Linked DNA regions of Homo sapiens: region 2 is linked to region 1. The links are chromatin loops, found by intact Hi-C in ENCODE. Cell type or tissue: transverse colon. All regions are shown on one strand. Links, peaks and the distances in the headings refer to the core of each region. The heading gives the core; the rest is flanking DNA.

Region 1 (10,770 bases), core at 1,095-9,094:
CTCATTGGGCAGAATAAAGAATAAACCTCTGAGGCTGGGTGTGGTGGCTCACACCTGTAGTCTCAGCACTTTGGGAGGCCAAGGAGGGTGGATGGCTTGAGCCCAGGAATTCGAGACTAGACTGGGCAACATGGTGAAACTTCATCTCTACAAAAAATACAAAAATTAGCCGGGTGTGGTAGCGCATGCCTGTAGTCCCAGCTAATTGGGAAGCTGAGGTGGGAGGATGGTTTGAGCCTAGGAGGTAGAGGTTGCAGTGAGCTGAGATCATGCCACCACACTGCAGCCTGGGCAACAGAGCGAGGCCTTGTCTCAGAAAAACAAAGAAAAAAGAAAGAATAAGTCTCTGATGTAGATTGTGAGCCAGATATTTATATATTCATTCAAGAAGTATTTAGTAGACAGCTCTTAGGAGTCAGGCACTGTTTTAAGTGCTGTGGATACACCAGGGAGCATGAAACCCCAAATCCCTCTCTAACTTTGCAGATAACACTGTGAAGTTCAACTGGAAGAGAAAATGTCTTTCAAGTCATCAGAGATTTCCTCCCAAGCTTCAAATATCCAATCTTGTGAGCATTTGACACTTGGGATCCTCTTAGCCTAACAAGACTTTCTACCACCCAGCCCTAACTTACCTTATATTCCACCTTCATTTATCTAGTCACTGCTTCCCATCCCTTTCCTTACACTTCCCTCTATACCTGTAAAATCCTCATACATCCTTTCCACTGACCCAAATCCTGCCCAATGTTAATACGGCACAGTGGAATTGGGCTTCTAGGGCTCCCCACTTAACCACCTGCTAGCTGTAAGACTTTGGACATGTTACTTAACTCTGCTCATCTTGTTTCCCAATCTGTAAAGTGAGGATATTCACAGTACCTACCTTGAGTTGTATGTAACAGCTCTACATAGAACTGTCTTACTCAATATATGAGCTTTGAATATTATGACATCTTGCCTCCTTCATAAGGCATTCACAGTCTTCCTGGTCCAGTGCTCTTTCTTTCAGTGCTTATCTCTAACATCTGTTTGGTGACTAATCCCATAGTGCCTCATGAAAGCACTGACATTACTGTCTTATGCTATTTCACTTAGTAAATGCCTTAAATATAGGCCTGTGTCTTACTTCTGCTTGTACTGCCTACAGCAATGGTTTTCCAACTTAGCTATCAGACTTGCCTGAAGAGGTTTACATTCCTAGGCCTTCAACTCCAGCCTAAGATTCTGATTCAGTAAGTGTCAAGTGAGGCCCAGGACTCTCTATTCTTAGGAATTCATCACCCCTGGTGATGTGATTTCAGCAAAGTTTGACAATCTCTGAAAAATAGTACCTAACCTAAGAGAGAAGTCAGGAAATAGCTGAGATTCGATCTTTCCTTGACCTTATCAATGCTTTCAGAAGAGGTAATGACTTAAATTTTTAATTTGAATTCAAGAAAAAAGCCATCCTCATTTTTCAGAAAAGGCTCATGAAATTCAAGTCCTGACGTAATTTTTAAAAATGATTTTCCCCAATTAGAAAATTAAAACTTCTTCTTTATAAAAAATACTGCCCCCCCACACACAAAAAATTAAAATTAAAATCCCACCACATAAAGATAACCATTCATTTTCTTTTTTCCCATGGTTCTTTATAGTTTTTAAGTATTTTCAAGCATTACAGAAGTAATTTATACTAACTGTAAATAATTAAGGTACTAAGTATAGAGAATTAAAAGTACAAGTCCCTCTTTCAATGCCACCCCATCCCTCTATACCAGTAATTGCCATTTGGTTTGATATAACTACTTCCAGATCTTGCCTACAGATTTACAGATACAAATTTTCTTTACATAAATATAATTATACTATTCTGCAACTCACTTCCTTTACACAATATATCAATTTTCTTTTCTTTTTTTTTTTTGAGACGGAGACTCACTTTCTCGCCCAGACTGCAATGCAGTGGCACGATCTTGGCTCACTACAACCTCCACTTCCTGGATTCAAGTGATTCTCTTGCCTCAGCCTCCTGAGTAGCTGGGATTACAGGCACCCGCCATCGCACCTGGCTAATTTTTGTATTTTTAGTAGAGACAGGGCTTCGCCATGTTGGCCAAGCTGGTCTTGAACTTCTGACCTCAAGTGATCTACCAGCCTCGGCCTCCCAAAGTGCTGGGATTACAGGCATGAGCCACCGTGCCTGGCCATCTTTTCTCTTTTCAAAAAATTTTAAAATTTTTTCCAATCATATTCTGCATGACAATTTTCTTTTTCATGCTGGTGCCAATACAAATAAATCTGTCTAATTGTCACAACTGTATAGCATTCCACAAGATAGCCAAATTACAATGTATTTAATCCCAAAAGACAGTTAGACTAATTCCCATTTTCCCTATGAAAAACAATGCCTCAATATATATCCTAATAATGTTTTTCTGCACTAGTAAGTTATAGTGCTCTATAGAGCAGAGCACTACTTTCTGACTTGCCTTGCAATTTACACTCTTACCACCTAACTATGCAAATGCCTGTTTCCCTACACCCTCCCTCACAAGGGAAGAGGAGGCTTCCCTATCAAGGATATATATGAGAGGACCAGTATCTAGGAGGCAAAGAATATAATAAACATTTTTCCTATCTTTTTTTTTCTTTTTTTTTGAGACGGAGTCTCACTGTTGCCCAGGCTGGAGTGCAGTGGCGCAATCTCAGCTCACTGCAACCTCCGCTTCCCAGGTTCAAGCGATTCTTGTGCCTCAGCCTCCCGAGTAGCTGGGATTACAGGTGCATACCACCACGCCTGGCTAATTTTTCCATATTTTGTAGAGACGGGGTTTTGCTGCGTTGCCCAGGCTGGTCTGGAACTCCTGAGCTCAAGCAATCTGCCTGCATTGGCCTCCCAAAGTGCTGGGATTAGAGGTGTGAGCCATCACGCCTTGCCTTTCCTATCATTTCTGTCAGCTGTTAGGCTGATGTGACCAACATCCCTGTAATGAATCACCCTCCCCACCAGTAATGTTTAACCCACTGTAGTACACACACTTGACATAGCTGGTGCTTCCCAGTTTCTCTTACCAAAGTACTTGGAAAAAGACATCTAGACCGGGTGTGGTGGCTCACACCTGTAATCCCAGCACTTTGGGAGGTTGAGGCAGGCAGCTTACCTGAGGTCAGAAGTTCAAGACCAGCCTGGCCAACATGGCGAAAGCCCGTCTCTACAAAAAATACAAAGATTAGCAAAGCGTGGTGGTGCACACCTGTAATCCCAGCTTCTCAGAAGGCTGAGGCAGGAGAATCACTTGAACCCGGGAGGCAGAATTTGCAGTGAGCCAAGATTGTACTACTGCACCCCACCCTGAGCAACAGAGTGACACTCCATCTCAAAACAAAGACAGAAACAAAAACAAAAAGACATCTAGACTATTTAAAAATAAAAAGGTACATTTGTTACTCAGAGGTCAGATAGTATTGGCTCCTAAATATCTGACCAAGATTTGAGACACCTTAGAATTAAACAAAAACAAAAACAAAAACAAAAAACCACCAAAGTGGTATATATGAAGCCATGACTGTGGATGGTGCTGCTATGTGAGAGTGCACGGCCTGGAGATCAGGCCTGGTGGTACTGTTGGAATTTGCAGGGCAGCTTAAAAACTATGCCTGCTTGGTCCCCACCCTCTGAAGGTTCTGATTTACTAGGTCTGGGCATGAGCTTTTTTTTTTTTTTTTCCTTAAAGTAGAGCTCCATAGGTTATTCCAACACACCCTATAAGAAAGAGGACTGGTAGGTTAAAGCCAAAAATGGGGACACCCTAGAGGACATCTTTGGGAGAATAATCTACCTAGGCCAAGACCCCACTATCTGAGCATTCCACGCCTATAAGATGACCCTCTTCTCTCCTAGATCAGTGCTTCTTAACCATGGACCACAGCTCTATGTTAGAATCCTCTGGGAACTTAAACATATCCCAACAAATTAGGTTTAGTAACATCCCAGACCACTAAAACCAGAATTTCTGGTAATGGGACACAGGCTTTGGTATCTATTAAAGCTCCCAGTGACATCAAATAATAGCCAAGGTTGAGAATTAATGTGCTAGATTGACACAGGTGTTTGAACTGGTTGGACTTCTGAGCTAACCGATTCACTCCTAAGCATTTGGAATTAAGACCCAAAAGCTATCTAGTTTTAGCCTGGAAGGCAAAAGGCAGGAAAGGGCCACAGACGCAGCGTGCATGGAGCTGCAGGGAAAGCTGGCATACATAGCGAGTGAGAATGACAAGCATGCAAGGAAAGAGGCAGAAAAGAGACATGTATTGTGAGGTGGGGCAGGGTGTGAGACAACAGCTTTCCACTGGCCGGGTCCAGTCCCATGAGAGGCCTGAGGCTCATTCTTGCCTTCCGATTCTCCAACTCCCTTGAATGAAAACCTCCCTTTCCTTCAACTACCTTGAGTGGGTTTCTGTTTCTTGCGAGCAACGAACGTTAAATCAAGCCAAGAAAATAACAAAAACAGAGATGGTTTCTGTTAATGACAGAGATCAACTAAGCTAGCTTTCAACGTATTTCAGTGTAAAATTTAAAGCGCCTGAGTTTAATGTTAGGTTGGTGCAAAGGTAATTGTGTTTTTTTGCCATCATAAGTGATGGCCAAAACTGCAAATTACCTTTGCACTAACCTAATATAACTGATAACCAAAGCAAAGACTAAGAACTTTCTACATATAGTACCCCGAATAAAATGCAAAGCTTCTCTGGAATATCTTAGGGCATGCCCAATTCTACCATGTATCTTTCTACATCCGAAATCAGACCTGGGCACGGTGGCTCACTCTTGTAATCCCAGCACTTTGGGAGGCTGAGGCGGGTGGATCACTTGAGGTCAGGAGTTCGAGGCCAGCCTGGCTCTACTAAAAATACAAAAATTAGCTGGGTGAGGTGGTGCATGCCTGTAGTCCCAGCTACTTGGGAGGCTGAGGCAGGAGAATCGCTTGAACCCAGGAGGTGGAGGTTATGGTGAGCTGAGATCACGCCACTGCACTCCAGCCTGGGCAACAGAGCGAGACTCCATCTCAAAAAACAAAAACAATAACAAAACAAAATCAGGGTAAAATTTCAGGGTACATGCTATATTTAAGAAGGATGCCAGGCTGGGTGCGGTGGCTCATGACTATAATCCCAACACCCTGGGATGCCAAGGCCAGAGGATTACTTGAGCCCAAGAGGAATTTGAGACCAGCCTGGGCAACATGACAAAATCCCATCTCTGTAAGAAGTAAAAAAAAATTAGCCAGGTGTGGTTGCACGGGCCTGTAGTCCCAGTTACTCAGGAGGCTGAGATGGGAGGACCACCCGAACCCAGAAAGTCAAGGCTGTAGTGAGCTGTGATTGTGCCACCGCACTCCAGCCTGGGCAACAAAGTGAGACCTTGTCTTAGGGGGGAAAAAAAAGAAGGACGCCAAATAAAATCTCATGTACTGTTACAAAACAATGTAAGCTTTGCCTACGACTAGAGTTTAGCATGTTGTGTGCTTTATAATATTTCTGACCAGAAATTCATCTCTTTCCAAAATTGATTGTGTTTTCTTCAACATTTCAAGATTGTACTACTTACAATAGACAGTCCTGGCCCACCTGAATGTTCTAATCACACAGCCTAGTTTCTCTTTCCAAAGACTACATTGTGTTTGCACAAGTGTGTGTTTTAGCCTCAGCCAAACTGACACTGGCTCTTCTGCTCCAAGTTGCCAACCAAATATTGAGAGGAATTACAATTGGCTCTCATGTTGTTCAATTTTTTTTTGTTCAGATATCCATTTAAATTTAATGATGAAAGAAAATATAAGTTCTCTCTGAATATGCATATAATACAGAGTAAAAGAGTAAAGCCTCCCATCTGCTTACTGACCCTCAAAAATCCTTACTGATGCTATTTGGTGTGCATCTTTCCAAATACTTCTCCATGTATTTGTGTGTGGTTTTTTCTTTTTTTAAAAAAGCATAAATAGGTGCTAGGTGCAGTGGCTCACACCTGTAATCCCAGCACTTTGGGAGACTGAGAAGGGAGTATCACTTGAGCCCAGTAGTTTGAGACCAGCCTGGGCAACATAATGAGACCTCATCTGTTTAAAAAAGAAAGAAAGAAAGAAAAAAGCTTAAATAGACTTGCATCATAAAATGTATTCTGCAACTTTTTTTTGAGACAAGGTCTCATTCTGTCACCCAAACTGTAGAGCGGTGGCATGATCACAGCTCACTGCAGCCTTGACCTCCCAGGCTCAGGCGATCCTCCTGCTCAGGCGATCCTTCAGCCTCTTAAGGAGCTGGGACCACAGGTACACAGACACCACACCTAGCTAATTTTTGAATTGTCTGTAGAGATAGGGTCTCCCTCGAACTCCTGGGCTCAAACAATCCTCCCGCCCTGGCCTCCCATATTGCTGGGATTACCAGTGTCAGCCACCGTTGTCAGCTGTATTCTGCAATTTGCTTTTAACAATAATCTTAGAAGATCTTCAGTACAAATAGCTCTCCTTTCCCTCATTCTTCTATAGCAGATTATGGTAAGCACACCATAATTTATTTAACTATTCAGTTGTTTTGGTTATGTACCATTGTTTGCTAATACAATACTACTCTACTTTTGCTAATACTACTACTCTTACTCATTTATTTTTGTATGTGTGTGCAAATGTTTTTATTGGACAGATTCTATAAGTGTAACTGTTGTTTTTTTTTTTTTGAGACAGAGTCTCGCTCTTTTGCCCAGGCTGGTGTGCAGTGGCGCCATCTCTGCTCACTCTAAGTTCCGCCTCCCAGGTTCACGCCATTCTCCTGCCTCAGCCTCCCGAGTAGCTGGGACTACAGGCGCCTACCACCACGCCCGGCTAATTTTTTTGTATTTTTAGTAGAGACAGGGTTTCACAGTGTTAGCCAGGATGGTCTCGATCTCCTGACCTCATGGTCCGCCCACCTCGGCCTCCCAAAGTGCTGGGATTTTCGTTTTGTTTTTGAGACAGAGTCTCACTCTCTTGCCCAGGCTGGAGTGCAGTGGTGTAATCTTGGCTCATTGCAACTTCTGCCTCCTGGGTTCAAGCGATTCTCCTGCCTCAGTTTCCTGAGTAGCTAGGATTATAGGTACACACCACCATGCCCAGCTAATTTTTGTATTTTTAGTAGAGACAGGGTTTCGCCATGTTGATCAGGCTGGTCTCGAACTCCTGACCTCAAGTGATTTGCCTACCTAGGCCTTCCAAAGTGCTGAGATTACAGGCGTGAGCCACTGCACCTGGCCAGAGGCTGAGTACATTTGTTCATTGACTACCTTTACTTTTGAATAACAATAATCATTAATAACTGAGCACTTACATGGACCAAGTATAAGCATTATTAATGCTTTACACACATCATCTCATTTAATCCTCTCAATACTGCCATGAGGTAGGTACTATTATTCTTCCCACTTTCAGTAAAGAATGTTGAGTTAAATATCTTGCCCAATATCACAAAGCTCCATTTTATTATTATTATTATTTATTATTTTTTTGAGACAGAGTTTTGCTCTTGTTGCCCAGGCTGGAGTGCAATGGTGCGATCTTGGCTCACCACAACTTCTACCTCCCGGGTTCAAGTGATTCTCCTGCCTCAGTAGCTAGGATTATAGGCATGCACCACCACGCCCAGCTAATTTTTGTATTTTTAGTAGAGACGGGGTTTCTCCATGGTGGTCAAGCTGGTCTCCAACTCCCAACCCCAGGTGATCCGCCCACCTCAGCCTCCCAAAGTGCTGGGATTGCAGGTGTGAGCCACCATGCCCGGCCACAAAGCTCTATTTTAAATACAGGCAGTCCCATCCCACTACCCAAACTCTTCACCATTACACGGAAATCACCAGCTTAGAACATTTGTCCAGTTTTTCTACTGGGTTGTGGATATCTCTTTCTTATTGATTTGTAAGGACTTTCTCTCTTTTTCTAAGAGATGGGGTCTCACTCTCACCCAGGCTGGAACGCAGTGGCATGATCATAGCTTACCACAGCCTCCAATTACTGGCCTCAAGCAATCCTGACACCTTGGTCCTCCCAAAGTGCTGGGAATTATAGGCATGAGCCACTGAGCCCAACTCCTCATCTAGATTCGTGACTGTACTGTTACAAATTGTTAGTAGCACTCTCATTCTTTAAGCTCCTCATCCCCCAACACCACATTTCCGCCTATGCCCATAGGAAGGATGAGTTTTTGCCCCAGTCCCCCATGGAGGGAATACTGAGCGTGGGAGTTCTGCTCTTCTGTCCCCACCACTCACTAGCTCCTCCGGTGGGGGAAGAATTGCTGAAGTGATTGGCTGAAGCCCGAGACAGGTGCATGGGCCTGACCACTCTACAGTCAGACATGTCCCATGGCTCTCTGGCTCTGGCTTATCCTGCTCCTACATGGACAGGCAAATTGGCCTCCTCAGAATGGGCCTGACCATCCTCCGCTCCAGTTTCTCTGAACCTACAACTGGGTAGGAGAGGTCAGATTGGGTCTGTCCTTGAGTCAGAGGTAGAAAAGCAGAAAGTTTCACTGAGGCTTCAAGGCCAAACTGCATTTTCCCCACTTAGTTCACCAGGGAGCAGCACCACATTAGTGGTTCTTGTTCGGTTATTAATAAAATGATGCTAGGTTTCCCCTTTGGCTACTATTATTTGTATATAATTTCCTTGATAAGACTCCAGTGGAAAAAGAGGTGAGTGCTAGAATTTAGATACCAGAGTTCTAGCCTGAACCCCTTACCATTATATCCTCTAACATTTTCTTGTCCATTTTTACAAGTTTTATCTATTTTGATGACATTCCAATTGGGTTTATTACATTCTTTAAATGTACTTTTAGATTGTAAGAGGATTATAAAGTGTATCACATCATATAAAATCAAACAAAACACAGGTGTGTGTGTATATATGTGTATGTGTGTGTGTGTGTGTGTGTGTGTGTATAAAGTTAACATCCCTCTATGTCATCCCCAAGATATCACATAATTTGTTGTGTGTTGCTTCTACATTCTTCTATATGGTCAAACATATATACATTAAGTGTAAAGTTTTCCCTCAACTTTTAGAAAAATGAAATTCTAGAGCCAAGGCTATGAATCTCTATTAATTTGACAAAATAATGGACATCCCTCAGAGCAATATGAAGAGCCAAATCATTTTTTTAATCTATGTACCGGGATTCCCCCAGTGCTGTACACTGTTTTCTCTTACTTGCCGCTACTTATTTTTATTATTTATTTATTTATTTATTTATTTATTTATTTGAGACAGAATCTCACTCTGTCGCCCAAGCTGGAGTGCAGTGGCACGATCTCAGCTCACTGCAACCTCCACCTCCTGGGTTCAAGTGATCCTCCCATCTCAGCCTCCCGAGTAGCTGAGACTAGAGGTGCCCACCACCATGCTAGGCTAAATTTTTGTTTTGTTTTGTTTTATAGAGATGGGATTTCACCATGTTGCCCAGGCTGATTTCAAACTCTTGAGCTCCAGGGATTACAGGCATGAGCCACCACGCCCAGCCACCACTACTTATTTATATGCCTTTGTACATATGTGTTTATGAACTGCTGTATTTTTTTCTGGAGGCCAATGTCCTAACAGTGGGATTTCTGTATTAGAAAGTATGTGCATTTTAAATTTTAATAGACACCAACTTACTTTTCAAATAGACTGTAGCAACTAACATTCTTAGCAGCAGTATGTAAAGGTGTTCATTTCTCCATACTGTCAACAGCACTAGAAGCAATAACTTAATTTTTATAAATTTAAAAGGGAAAGATGATATCACAATTCTCATTTCCCTTAACTACCTGTGAGGTTCAGCATTTTTCCTGTTTACTGATCACTTGCATTTCCTCTCCTATGAACTAGATATTCATACCCTTTGTCCATTTTTCTATTGCATTGAGTATTAGCTACTATTGTCTGTCATGTTTTGAAAATATTTTCCGCCAGGCAGGGCTTGGTGGCTCATGCCCATTATCCCACTATTTTGGGAAGCTAAGGTGGGAGGATTGCTTGAGCCCAGAGTTCAAGACCAGCCTGGGCAATATGGCGAGATCCCATCTCTACAAAAAATAAAAATAACTAGCCAGGCAGGGTGTTGTGCGTCTGTAATTCTAGCAACTTGGGAGGCTGAGGTGGAAGAATCTCTTGAGCCTGAGAGGTTGAGGCTGCAGTGAGCTGTGAATTGTGCCACTGTACTCCAGCCCAGCTCATAGAGCAAGACAGTGTCTCAAAAGAAAAAAAAAAAAAAGAAAATATTTTCTGCGGTGTTTGGTTTTTTGTTCTTGTGCATATTCTCACTCATAGGTGGGAATTGAACAATGAGAACACACGGACACAGGAAGGGGAACATCACACTCTGGGGACTGTTGTGGGGTGGGGGGAGGGGGGAGGGATAGCACTGGGAGATATACCTAATGCTAGATGACGAGTTAGTGGGTGCAGCGCACCAGCATGGCACGTGTATACATATGTAACTAACCTGCACATTGTGCACATGTACCCTAAAACTTAAAGTATAATAATAATAATAAAAAATAAAAAATAAAAAATAAAAAAAGAAAATATTTTCTGCTGTCTTTTGACTTTGTCCATGGCATATCTTTCACAGAGAAATGTTTTATTTGTATGTACTATAGAATCTGCCAATCTTTTCCTTTGTTGACTCTGGAATTAATTAATGAGTGTCCGTGCGCACCCCCACTGCCTCATGACAAATTTCCTGATCAACTTTCTAATAATGTTTGTG
Region 2 (10,770 bases), core at 1,001-9,000, 960 kb after region 1:
GGCAGGAAGGGTGGCAGGACTGGTACCCTTCAGTGTTCATCCCGCCTGGGAGTCAGGTAGCCTACAGTGGCGTTCTCAAACTGGAGCCTGCATCAGCAACACCTGGAGGATGAAACAGCCTGTTAGGCACCCCCCCCTTCTCTTTCGGACGCAGTAGGAATGGGTGGGACCTGAGAGTATGCATTTCTATAAGCTCCCGGGTGATGCTGACGCTGCTGGACACCTTTGTCCATAGAGATGCTTCTCCCAGGTTCAGCCAAAAGCAGTTTTGGAGCCAGGGGAAGAGGAGATTGCTGGCCTTGTAAGATAGAGGTTGATACTGAACCTCAAGCCAAAGGGGCAGTCTCTTCAAAGGTCTGCATGTGGTATGTGGTGAGTAGAAGGCTCTGAACCTCACACTAGTGAACTTGGGGTTCCACTACTAGATCTTGTGATCTTTTTTTAAACCACATTTTTTGATTCCCCTCTTATGAGCAAGCCAGGCACTTTACATATCTTATCTCTACTCCTTACTCCCACAGTGCAAGGAGATATTTCTGAAGCTTGCAGAGGTGGGGTCTAAACCCAAACCTAAAGTCTAGGCTCTTAACCCTTCTGTGATTCTGCCTTAAGAAATGAGGCAGATAGCTTCGGCAATGAGAATGATGGAAGGAGGGAAATAGAACCCTTTTTTAGATAGCTGACATGTACAGGTCTGCCACAGAAGTGGGGACATACAGCTCTTCCTGGTGAGTCTCCATCTAAAGCTGCCCATCTCACACTGCACGAGCCCAGTTCCTTCCCTCCTGGGCCCTTACTCTCGGACTGCTGACTCCTAGATTGCCAGGCGTTCCCTGTCCTGTTCACTGCTGTATTCCCACCAACAAGCATCATTCCTGGCACACTTGAAGGTACCAAAGGTGTTGCATGAATCAACACATTCCCATGCCTGCAATGCCCTGAGACTCAGCCTGTTGCCAGGATTCTCCCAATCTGCACCCTAGGTGGTCAGGTCCCTGTGTGAAGCTGGAGAACTAGAGTCAAATCAAGAGGCTGGGAAATTTGCTTCTTAAAACTTATTTTAATATCCTTCTTCCCTCCCCCACCCCATTGGGAAAAGGCTAAAACAATCTGGATGGGTTTAATTACAAATTAATACATACTGTCATTGTGTAAAGTAAATCAACATTGTGGCAACAAGGGACTATTCTTGGAAAAAGTGAAACCCATATTAACAAAATATGTCATGGAAGAACCCCACTTAGTGATTTCACTGGCTGCTTGAAAGACAGTCAATGGAAAGGTCAATGTTCTGCATGTTCTCTGGGGCTTGTCCATGCCTCGGAAGAAGGTCTTGCCCGGACTCAGCCAAGCCTAGTTAGCTCCAAACAGGCCCTAGACCAAAAAAGCAAGGGAAGAGGGCATCCTTTCAATAGGACAAGGGTAGAAAGGGCAGATTGAAAGATAAAATCCTGCAGCTTCACTTAAAAGCCCACGGGGAAAAAAAAGGCAGGAAGTTACTGGGAAGGCTTAAAGAAAGACGCAGCATTTTTTCAACGTTAAAAAAATGTTAAAAAATTAAAAAACAAACAAATCAACTGCAAGATCATTGGAGAGGAAGAAAAAAGGAATAGAACTTCATTGTTTTCAGTGAGTTTGAACACGGTCTCAGCTTCATCCATGTCTTCATTATGCAGACACCATCCTCTCAGCACTGTGCTCGACCTGTGAGACCCTTTGCTTAGCAGCTTGGAGGAAATGTTTTTTTAAAAAAGGTACTATACACACATACATAAATGCACACGTTTATATGTGCATGTGTATATACATATAAATTGTAATAAAGTAGTTTTAGAAAGCTGGGGGTACCAAGGCCTCTGGGGTTGACTTCCTTGCATTCAGAATTCCACAGGACGATACCTACCCATGAACTTCTCTCCAATTTGAAACACTCCATCTTCCCTTAAGATCGCCTGATACTGAGGAGACTGAGGCAGGTCCACAAAACAAACGAAGGTCCTAGAAAATGTGTCATCAGTGACACTGTTCACATGTGAAAGGAACACTAGAGTCATGAGTTATTTGAGAGCTCTCTACCCTTTCTGACTCCCCCTCCCTGCCCAGACAACTCACAGGCCGGAATACTACATCTTTAAATATTTCTGGCTAAGCCCTCGCCACATATGTCAGTAACATTCCAAGCTGGCGACCACATGTTCAGGCTCTTGGCTCCCTCCCTCTCTACTGAGGAGTGCTCTGCTGTTTCAAGGGCACGGTGGGGCCACCCGTCTCCCATTTCAGCTCCATCTTCAGTTGATCATACATCTCAGAAACAACCAAATTAAAAAAGAAAATTGGTGCCAAAAGAATGTTCATATTTGAAACATCTATTTCTCCTTTTTTTTTTTTTTTTTTTTCTGAGACAGAGTCTCATTCTGTTGCCTAGGCTGGATTGCAGTGGTGCCATCTCGGCTCACTGCAACCTCCGCCTCCTGGGTTCCAGAAATTCTCCTGCCTCAGCCTCCCGGGTAGCTGGGACTAGAGGCACACGCCACCACGCCAGGCTAATTTTTATATTTTTAGTAGAGATGGCGTTTCACCATGTTGACCAGACTGATCTCGAACTCCCGACCTCGTGATCCACCCACCTCGGCCTCCCAAAGTGCTGGGATTACAGGCGTGAACCACCAGGCCCGGCCTGAAATATCTATTTCTTTTCAGATTATTTTTAAAATTCCATTTGATGAATCTTTTAAAGTGAGCTAGACAAAGTGTGTGTGTACATGCACACACAGACACACACCACCACACACCCACAAAATTCAGAGGCTTGGGGGGAAGGTTGTTTGCTGCCAAAAGATCTAACAGAAGAAAGCTTATGTGCTGATCAAGTTTTAATAACGTGGTTAACAAGAAATGTACACCATTTAGCAAGCACACAAAGACTATGGGTAGGAACTACTGATCCCTGGAGTGTCTGGCTCCCAAGCCCATTTTCTGCCTACCTTTGGCATAGCTTCATAGTTACTACATTCAGAGAATCCAAGAGGACTGCATGGACAGATGAACCTTTATTTAAAAAAATAGCACTTCAAATAAATTAAAAGGGACAACCGTCAAGTGTTCAAATTGTGAAGAAATAGTTGAAAACCTAGAGAGACTCCAAGCTGCAGTCTTCTAACCTCATTCTTTGTCCAATGGCAAAAACCCACACATCTCAGTACTCCCACTCAATTTTTTCCCTACTGAGATGAGGGAAGCAATTGCAAACAGGAGACCAGACGGAGGAGAAAGCTGCATCTGATTGGAATGAACATTGCCACGTACTTGCTAATACGGGTTTCACTTTATGACCAAATGTATTCTTTCAAAAATAAAAAAGGGGAGAGGGAAGCTGCATGTTTTTAAAAATTGAAATTATTTAGGGATAAAACACTAACTCTAGTGCCTTTAACGGGCAATAGCAACTTTTTTCCTCCGAAGTCAAACACCATCCCCAGCTGAGCCTTTGTGCTACAAGCTTTTCAGGAGATGTTACCTAAACTTTATTAAAAGAAAAGAACAAGTTTAAATATAGACACTGGACTAGCCCAGTCTGTATTTTCAAGTCCACATTCTTCATCTGAAGCACTGCATCAGGGACCCCCCTGAGTCTGCAAGTTTTCAAGTTCACAGTACATGGAACCAGTTTTTCTTTTTAATTTTTTCCTCACTCAGAGCAGCCACACACAGTGGCCGTTGACGCTGGAACCTCGGGCGGGGCCTTTTCCTACAAGGCCTGGCCGGAGCTGCCCAAGGTTTCTCCTCAATGAGAATCGATGCTGTCATGCTCTATGGATGGGAAAAAAGCAAGAAAATAAAAGCACCTGGTACAGGTTTCATCAGATCCATTCGGATTCGCTATGTTCCAAACCCGCTGCTGAACGCCATTTGTCCACTTTGTGTGTGTTGAACAGTTTGTGGCCTTGGAGTCAGTCTCAATTAGAAGAACTGTTATTGGACGCCCCAGAGGTTGATGCAATAGCAGCTCCAGCAGGGCTACTTGTAGAGACTGACTTTCGGATGTGAGGCAACAAGTAGGGATCACAGGCCAGCTGCTGGACATCAATGCGGTCCTCCTTTCGGTAGGCCAAGCATCGTCGAATAAACGCCTGCAAAGGAGAGTTTCTTGAAGACAGAGGCAGATAGTCTTGGCACCCCTGGAGGGAACCCTAAGGCTCTCTATCGGCTGCCAGGGCCCAGAGCAAATATCAACTAAAGAGAAGGGGCTTAAGGCCTTCCTCAGAAATCACCAGGCAGACCCAAAGAACACAAGGGAAGGAGAAGCACCAACAGAAGTACCTCTCTGCTGCCACCGATCCCTTCTCAGACAGAAAGGGCTGAGCCATTACTGAAGGGAGGAAAAAGGAAGCATGACCTCTAAATACTCCTGCCCCCAAAGCACTAAGACCAACAGAAAAAAAAAAAATCTCTCTTTGTCTTCGCTGGTTTGGATGGGAACGATCTAACTTCACGGTCCTCCATCTACAAACCATGGCCTCATGTGAACTTCCTGAGGAAGCGAAAATTCTGTCACCATATGAAGTGTCAGGAGACACACAACGACTAACACTATGATGTGTCACAGGTTATAAAATTATTTCCCTATGTCGTAAAGGGAAACGTGAAAAGGACTTGCATCTGCAATAATACTGTAGACCCAAAAATGCAGTGAGTGGGGTTGCACACGGAATTCCAGTTGACTACCAATATGGAGGCTATGTAGTTTTAGTTTCTGTAAGTCTTAGCATAAAGGCCCTTATATAGATTATCTGTCTTTTCCTGCTTGCTTTCTTCCTATTTTTTAGCTAGTTCTGTTTAATCAGTTTCAATATAACTATTTTAAATAAATTAATTTAAAAAAATCTAAAACATCATTATTACAGAAACTCAGTATTTTACATGAGGGTGACAAGGATGTGATGTGTCGGTACAGATAGGTTCATTGGCTCTCTCGAATGGACTGCTCTGGCAGGGGATATCGATGCGGAGGCTGTGCATGGGTACAGCAGGCGGTATAAGGGAACTCTATACTTTCAGTTTTGCTATGAGCCTAAAAATGCTCTAAAAAGCAAAGTTGATTTGAAACAAAATCTACAACATGAATCAAGCTACTGATTTTTTGGTTTTCCCCCATGTTTGATAAACAAATTAATAATACAATGCCAATCTGGTTTTTCAAAATTAAAGACTTACAGGTACTGGCTTGGTTAAAGCATTTGGAAGATAAAAACAATTCATAGAAATGAACATAATGATCCTTGGCCTTTAAAAATGAGCCTTTCTAGGTGAAAGACAAGGAATTGGAGTTAAACAGGTTATCTTGGCTTAAATACTGGTCAAACTGTTTTTTAAAACTTTTTTTAGAGACAAGATCTCGTTCTGTCACCCAGGCTGGAGTGCACGGGCATGATCATAGCTCATTGTACTCTCAAACTCCTGGGCTCAAGTGATCCTCTACCTCAGCCTCCCAAGTAGCTAGGACCAAAGGCGTGCCCCACCACATCTAGCTACTTTTAAAATATTTTGTAGAAATGGGTCTCACTATGTTTCCCAAGATGGTGTCAAACTTGTGGCCTCAAGCAATCCTGCCACCTCATCTTCCCATAGGATTACAGGTGTGATCCATGGCACTCAGCCAAGTAAACTTCATTTACCTTGAATTTTCTCTGTAGCTGCCAGTGTCAGCTCTTAAAACAGCAATCAACTCACATAGTTGCCCTGATTAAAACCTGCAACTGCCTTCCCTCACACTTACCCTCACCCTCCTGCCTCTCTTACCACCTTCCCATTTGCTCTGTGGACCTGCAAAAAGCTCATTCTCACATCTGAGCTTCTCTCTGCTAAAATACTTTCCCCTGCAGATCTAACGGCTCCTGCAAATCATGGCTCCCACCTTCATACCATTCAAGATACTGCTCAAACTGTCACTTCATCTTTGAGGCCTTCCCTAACCATGCCATCAAAAAAAGAGGTTTCCACCTCCTCATCCCCCTACTCTGATTTATTTCTTCATAACATGTGTCACCATCTGAAATGTATCCACTTTTTGTTTTATTGTTTTTCTCATAAGTGGAATATAAACTCCTTAAGGGTAGGGAACTGTTCTGCAGAGTTCACTGCTACATATTCGATTCCATCTCCACTACCCGGAATAGTGTCTTAGTGTTTCACAGGCATTCAGTAAATATTTGTTGTGGGAGGACAGGAAGAGAAGAGGGTAGGATTAGGAGAAACAGGGACACAGGAGATAATGCACAGAAACATTTGGAGATACTTCTGTATTCTTCACAACAAGTTCATCTAACAGACTCTAAAGTTTTGGAGACATTTGTTCACCTATTTATTGAATAAACATGAAAATTTGACAAAAGTTATATAAAGAAATAGTCTTGAAAAACCTGACAGATTAGGAGAATTAAACATCTACCAGACAATGTATTCAAGTCCCTCAGTATCGACTCTGGGTGGCAGCTGTGGCATGGGTAGTGAGAGCAGCTAGCTAGAGAATCTGCCAAGGGTTAGGTGCTACCAGTCCTCTTAAACCTCACAACCACCCTTCTCTTTTTCTTTTTTTGAGACAGGGTCTCACTGTGTTGCTGAGGCTGGAGTGCAGTGGCTATTCATAGGTATGATCATAGCACATTACAGGTGCACAGCGCTGCACCTAGCTACTAACACCTTTTAAGGAAGATGTTTTTGTCTCTGTTTTTATGGATAAGGAAAAGCAGCTTAAAAGGTTTAACTTGCCTAAAGTTACACAGCTACTACTGAGTGTAGAGCTGACACCAAAATTAGGTTAACCAGGCTTCAAAGCTGAGCCTCTCTCCAGCTCTCCTAGGACAAGTCAGGAAATCAGCATTTGCCTTAGGGATGTGTCATGGGACTTCTCCCTTGCAGATTTGATTTCTTGGTTATGCAGTACTTAAACTGTTGAACAATGGGGACAGGGAGCCATCAGTCAGGAATTATAAACAACTGCTAAAGATGTTAATTCTTACCCTGTGACATGGCAGCTAAACCACTTGGAAAAGAGGTTCTTTCCTAACCTATGTCACATAGGTACACTGTGAGGGAACGGCAGAGATCAAACACCGAAGAAAGAGATTAGACTTGTAACTGGCTGGGCACAGTGGCTCATACCTATAATTCTAGCACTTTGGAGGCTGAGGCAGGCGGATGGCTTGAGCCTAGGAGTTCGAGATCAGCCTGGGCAACACGGCGAAACCCCTTGTCTACAAAAAATACAAAAAAATAGCCAGGAGCAGTGGTGCACACCTGTAGTCCCAGCTTCTTGGGAGGCAGAGGTGGGAGGATCACCTGAGCCTGGGGAGGTCGAGGCTGTGGTGAGCCGTGATAATGCCACTGCACTCCAGACACGGTGACAGAGTGAGACTCTGTCTCAAACCAACAACAACAAAAGACTTATAACTGCTCACTTTGACTTTAAAAATGCTAAATGACCACAGCACCCAATGGGGCTGGCTACCACTCACCTAAGTAGAACTGGTTAATAAATAGAGATAAATAAAATAGCAAGGAAAAAGTAGGCTGGCTACTAGAATCTTGGTTTACAGATGTGGCAAGGATGAGTGATTATTTATAGCTTCCTTTTCACCACTTCCCATTCCATGTTTCCTTTGCCTCACGAGTTTTTTATGCCCTCACCAACTGCAACAGAATTTACTGCTTACCATTCACCTGACGTTTAACCCTATAATGTTGATATGGTTTGGCTGTGTCCCCACTCAAATCTCATCTTGAATTGTAGTTCCCATAATCCCGTGTCATGGTAGGGTCCTGGTGGGAGGTAACTGAATCATGGGGGTGGTTACCTAAGTTTCCTAAGGTCTCCCCAGCCATGCTGAGCTGAGTCAATTAAACCTCTTTCCTTTATAAATTACCCAGTCTTGGGTATATCTTTATTAGCAGCATGAGAACAGACTAATACAAATGCCTTAGTACTCTTATATAATTTCTCCTACATGGGCATTAGCTCCCCAAATTAATCATAATCCCTGAATACAGATGAAGCTGGGTATCTTTCGTGACATCCACACACCTGTTCTCTCTCAACTGGAGTCTGCTCTCCCTCCCTTTCTGACTCTAGGGAGCCTTTCCAGATTAAAACACCCACCTATCAACATTCCTTCTACTGGAACTGGGGATGGGGTGGTCAGGGTGTAAGCAATGTTCTTCTGTCAAGTGTTCTTAGGAACATTAATTCATGCCTATCCTAATATTTTTATTAACTGCTGAATTTCACACTGAAGAATCCATCCACTATTACCCAAAAAAGTAATACAGAAAGCAAAGCAGCCGTTTCTGTTGGCCAATGGGTCAAACAAAACTTACCTTTGCTTCAGGTGTTACTACTGGCTTTGGCGGGAACTGCACTTCAGTAGCTTTAAGAATCGTATTCTCTTGTAGGATGTCTTGCTGAGACTGGTTATGGCCAAAAGGCTGTCACATAAAAACAAACAAATAATGTAGGCCTCTGATGAAAATTATAGAGAAAACAATTCAATACCCCAGGGAAGGAAAAGGATAAGACATCTTCTAATTTGAATTGCTGCAAGGAACTCTGGAGACAATCCCCTCTAGTTCTCTCACTTTATAGATAAAAGGGGTTGAGAGCTCAGAGCATATGTAACTTGCTCACAGTTCAACTACCAGGTCAAAGCAGAGTGGGGACCAGAAGCAGCATCTCCTATATCCTAATGCTCTGCTAAGCTTTGCTCACACCAGAGAAAAGGGAGATCTAGAGCAGGACCCAGCAACCTCACCTGCTCTGAGGGATACATGCGGCCCTAAGAAATACACACCTGTGCCTCAGGCCAACTCAAAAAACAGAAAAAGAGAAGGAAAGGAAGTCAAAACCAAGAGGGGTAAGGACAGAGTGGGAAAAAGAAAGAGTTGGGGTTACTTAATGGCTTCAACTATGCCGAGCTGCCATTTCCTTTGTCTTTTTTTTTGAGATGGAGTCTCGCTCTGTCGCCCAGACTGGAGTACAGTGGCATGATCTCAGCTCAGTGAAAGCTCTGCCTCCCGGGTTCATGCCATTCTCCTGCCTCAGCCTCCCGAGTAGCTGGGACTACAGGCACCCGCCACCACGCCCGGCTAATTTTTTTTTTTTTTTGGTAATTTTAGTACAGACGGGGTTTCACCATGTTAGTCAGGATGGTCTCGATCTCCTGATCTTGTGATCCACCTGCCTCGGCCTCCCAAAGTGCTGGGATTACAGGTGTGAGCCACCACGCCTGGTCACCGAGCTGCCATTTTCTAATAAACTCTTAAAAACAAGTTCAACTCAAGTCTCTCTATACTGGTTCTACTGAGATCTCTCTCAAACAGTTATTTCTAGATAATTTCTACTGCTGTTATCGGCAGCAATTCAACATTGTCAGGGAATGTAAATAATAATTAAGCCTACTACCTCTGAATAGTTTCCCTGTTTTAGAGAGGTGAGATAGAAAAAAAAAAAAAAAAAAGACCAAGGAGAAGCTAAAGAGGAAGGTATAATCTGAATTAAGAGCCTGGTCTGGGGAATGTAATCAAAATATTAAGAATTCAAAGGACACACAGAACTCCCATCTGGCTTATACCCACAGCCTACTGGGAAACACTGAAACAAACAAACACACAAAAACAGCAATAGGAACATAAATACACAAATGGATCCTAATATATACATTTATAAGGCATGTTCACAAGGAAAAACAAATGTGACAATTCATTAGGTGTAGTTTACCACTTGTTGAAATATGTCACCTTGATCAGAGGTAACAATGAATACATCCTGACACCATCTCCCCAGTATAGAAATATAAAGCACGCTTTCATTAATAATAGGTTCAACTAATGGGATGGCTGGCGATAAAGATTCTGGGGATATTTTGAGTTTTGGTTCTTGGGGCCCCCAGGTTCTTGGGAAGATTGTATACTTTAATAAATAAACGATTTTTGTAAATCCCTATACACACTATCAGAATAAATACATGTTCCAGATCTAATTGAGAACAGCAAAAGTGCATGTTTTTAACAGCCCCGCAGAACTCATTAGGTGCCCTAGGGTTGAGGATTTCTGCTTACGAATAAGGCTTGTATTATTAAGTCTGTATTTTCTTTAAACCACTCCTTTCAGGATTCTATTTTGTATAACCCAATAATTAACTCCAATAGACTAATCCATACCAAGGCACTGTGTGTGTGTGTGCCACCCAAGAAAGAGATCAAGCTTCTCCATCAACCTTCTAACTTACCTTCCTTCCATAAAGACACTGATAGAAGATCACACCCACCGACCACACATCAACTTTATTTGAGATCTTTGGTGGTTCTTTCCCAACCACAAAACACTCTGGTGGTAAATACCTGGGACAAAAAAGAAATATAAATTATTAGAATAATGATCATATAAGTTTAAGACATGTACAAAAAGACAAAATAAAATATCTTGTTGAAAATAGAAATATCGTTTTTTTTTTTTTTTTTTTTGGAGACAGGGTCTTGCTCTGTCACCCAGGCTGAGTACAGTGGCGTGATCATGGCTCATTACGGCCTCAACCTCCCGAGCTCGGGTGGTTTCCCCACCTCAGCCTCCCAAGTAGCTGGGATTAAAGGCAGGCACCACCATGCCTGGGTAGTTTTTAAAAAAAATTTGTAGCAGTGGGGTCTCACTGTGTTGCCCAGGCTGGTCTCAAACTCCTGGACTCAAGTGATCCTCCCAGCTCGACCTCCTAAAGTACTGGG

The links. Peaks named below come from ENCODE experiments on the same cell type or tissue, not always from the same donor. Only the 100,000 strongest peaks of a DNase experiment are listed, where the experiment ranks them.
Region 2: it touches region 1 in a loop (12-fold over the local background); 1 of 110 quality-filtered maps calls a loop at or near these places.

Annotation. Positions count from the first base shown.
Region 1 is chr17:63,562,325-63,573,094 of GRCh38, reverse strand. All of the region lies in intron 1 of DCAF7 (DDB1 and CUL4 associated factor 7), which reads right to left. Among named protein-coding and RNA genes, the nearest start is that of DCAF7, 17 kb to the right of the region's middle. RefSeq lists a silencer at 10,143-10,363. In transverse colon, for the core only: no CTCF peak of the experiment used is centred there; no DNase peak of the experiment used is centred there.
Region 2 is chr17:62,605,752-62,616,521 of GRCh38, reverse strand. It overlaps TLK2 (tousled like kinase 2), which reads right to left. Exons shown (of 22, transcript NM_006852.6): 20 at 10,281-10,392; 21 at 8,374-8,481; 22 at 1,041-4,130. The coding sequence ends at 3,957. Among named protein-coding and RNA genes, the nearest start is that of MRC2, 17 kb to the left of the region's middle. RefSeq lists an enhancer at 4,601-4,720. In transverse colon, for the core only: no CTCF peak of the experiment used is centred there; no DNase peak of the experiment used is centred there; H3K27ac peaks cover 467 bases.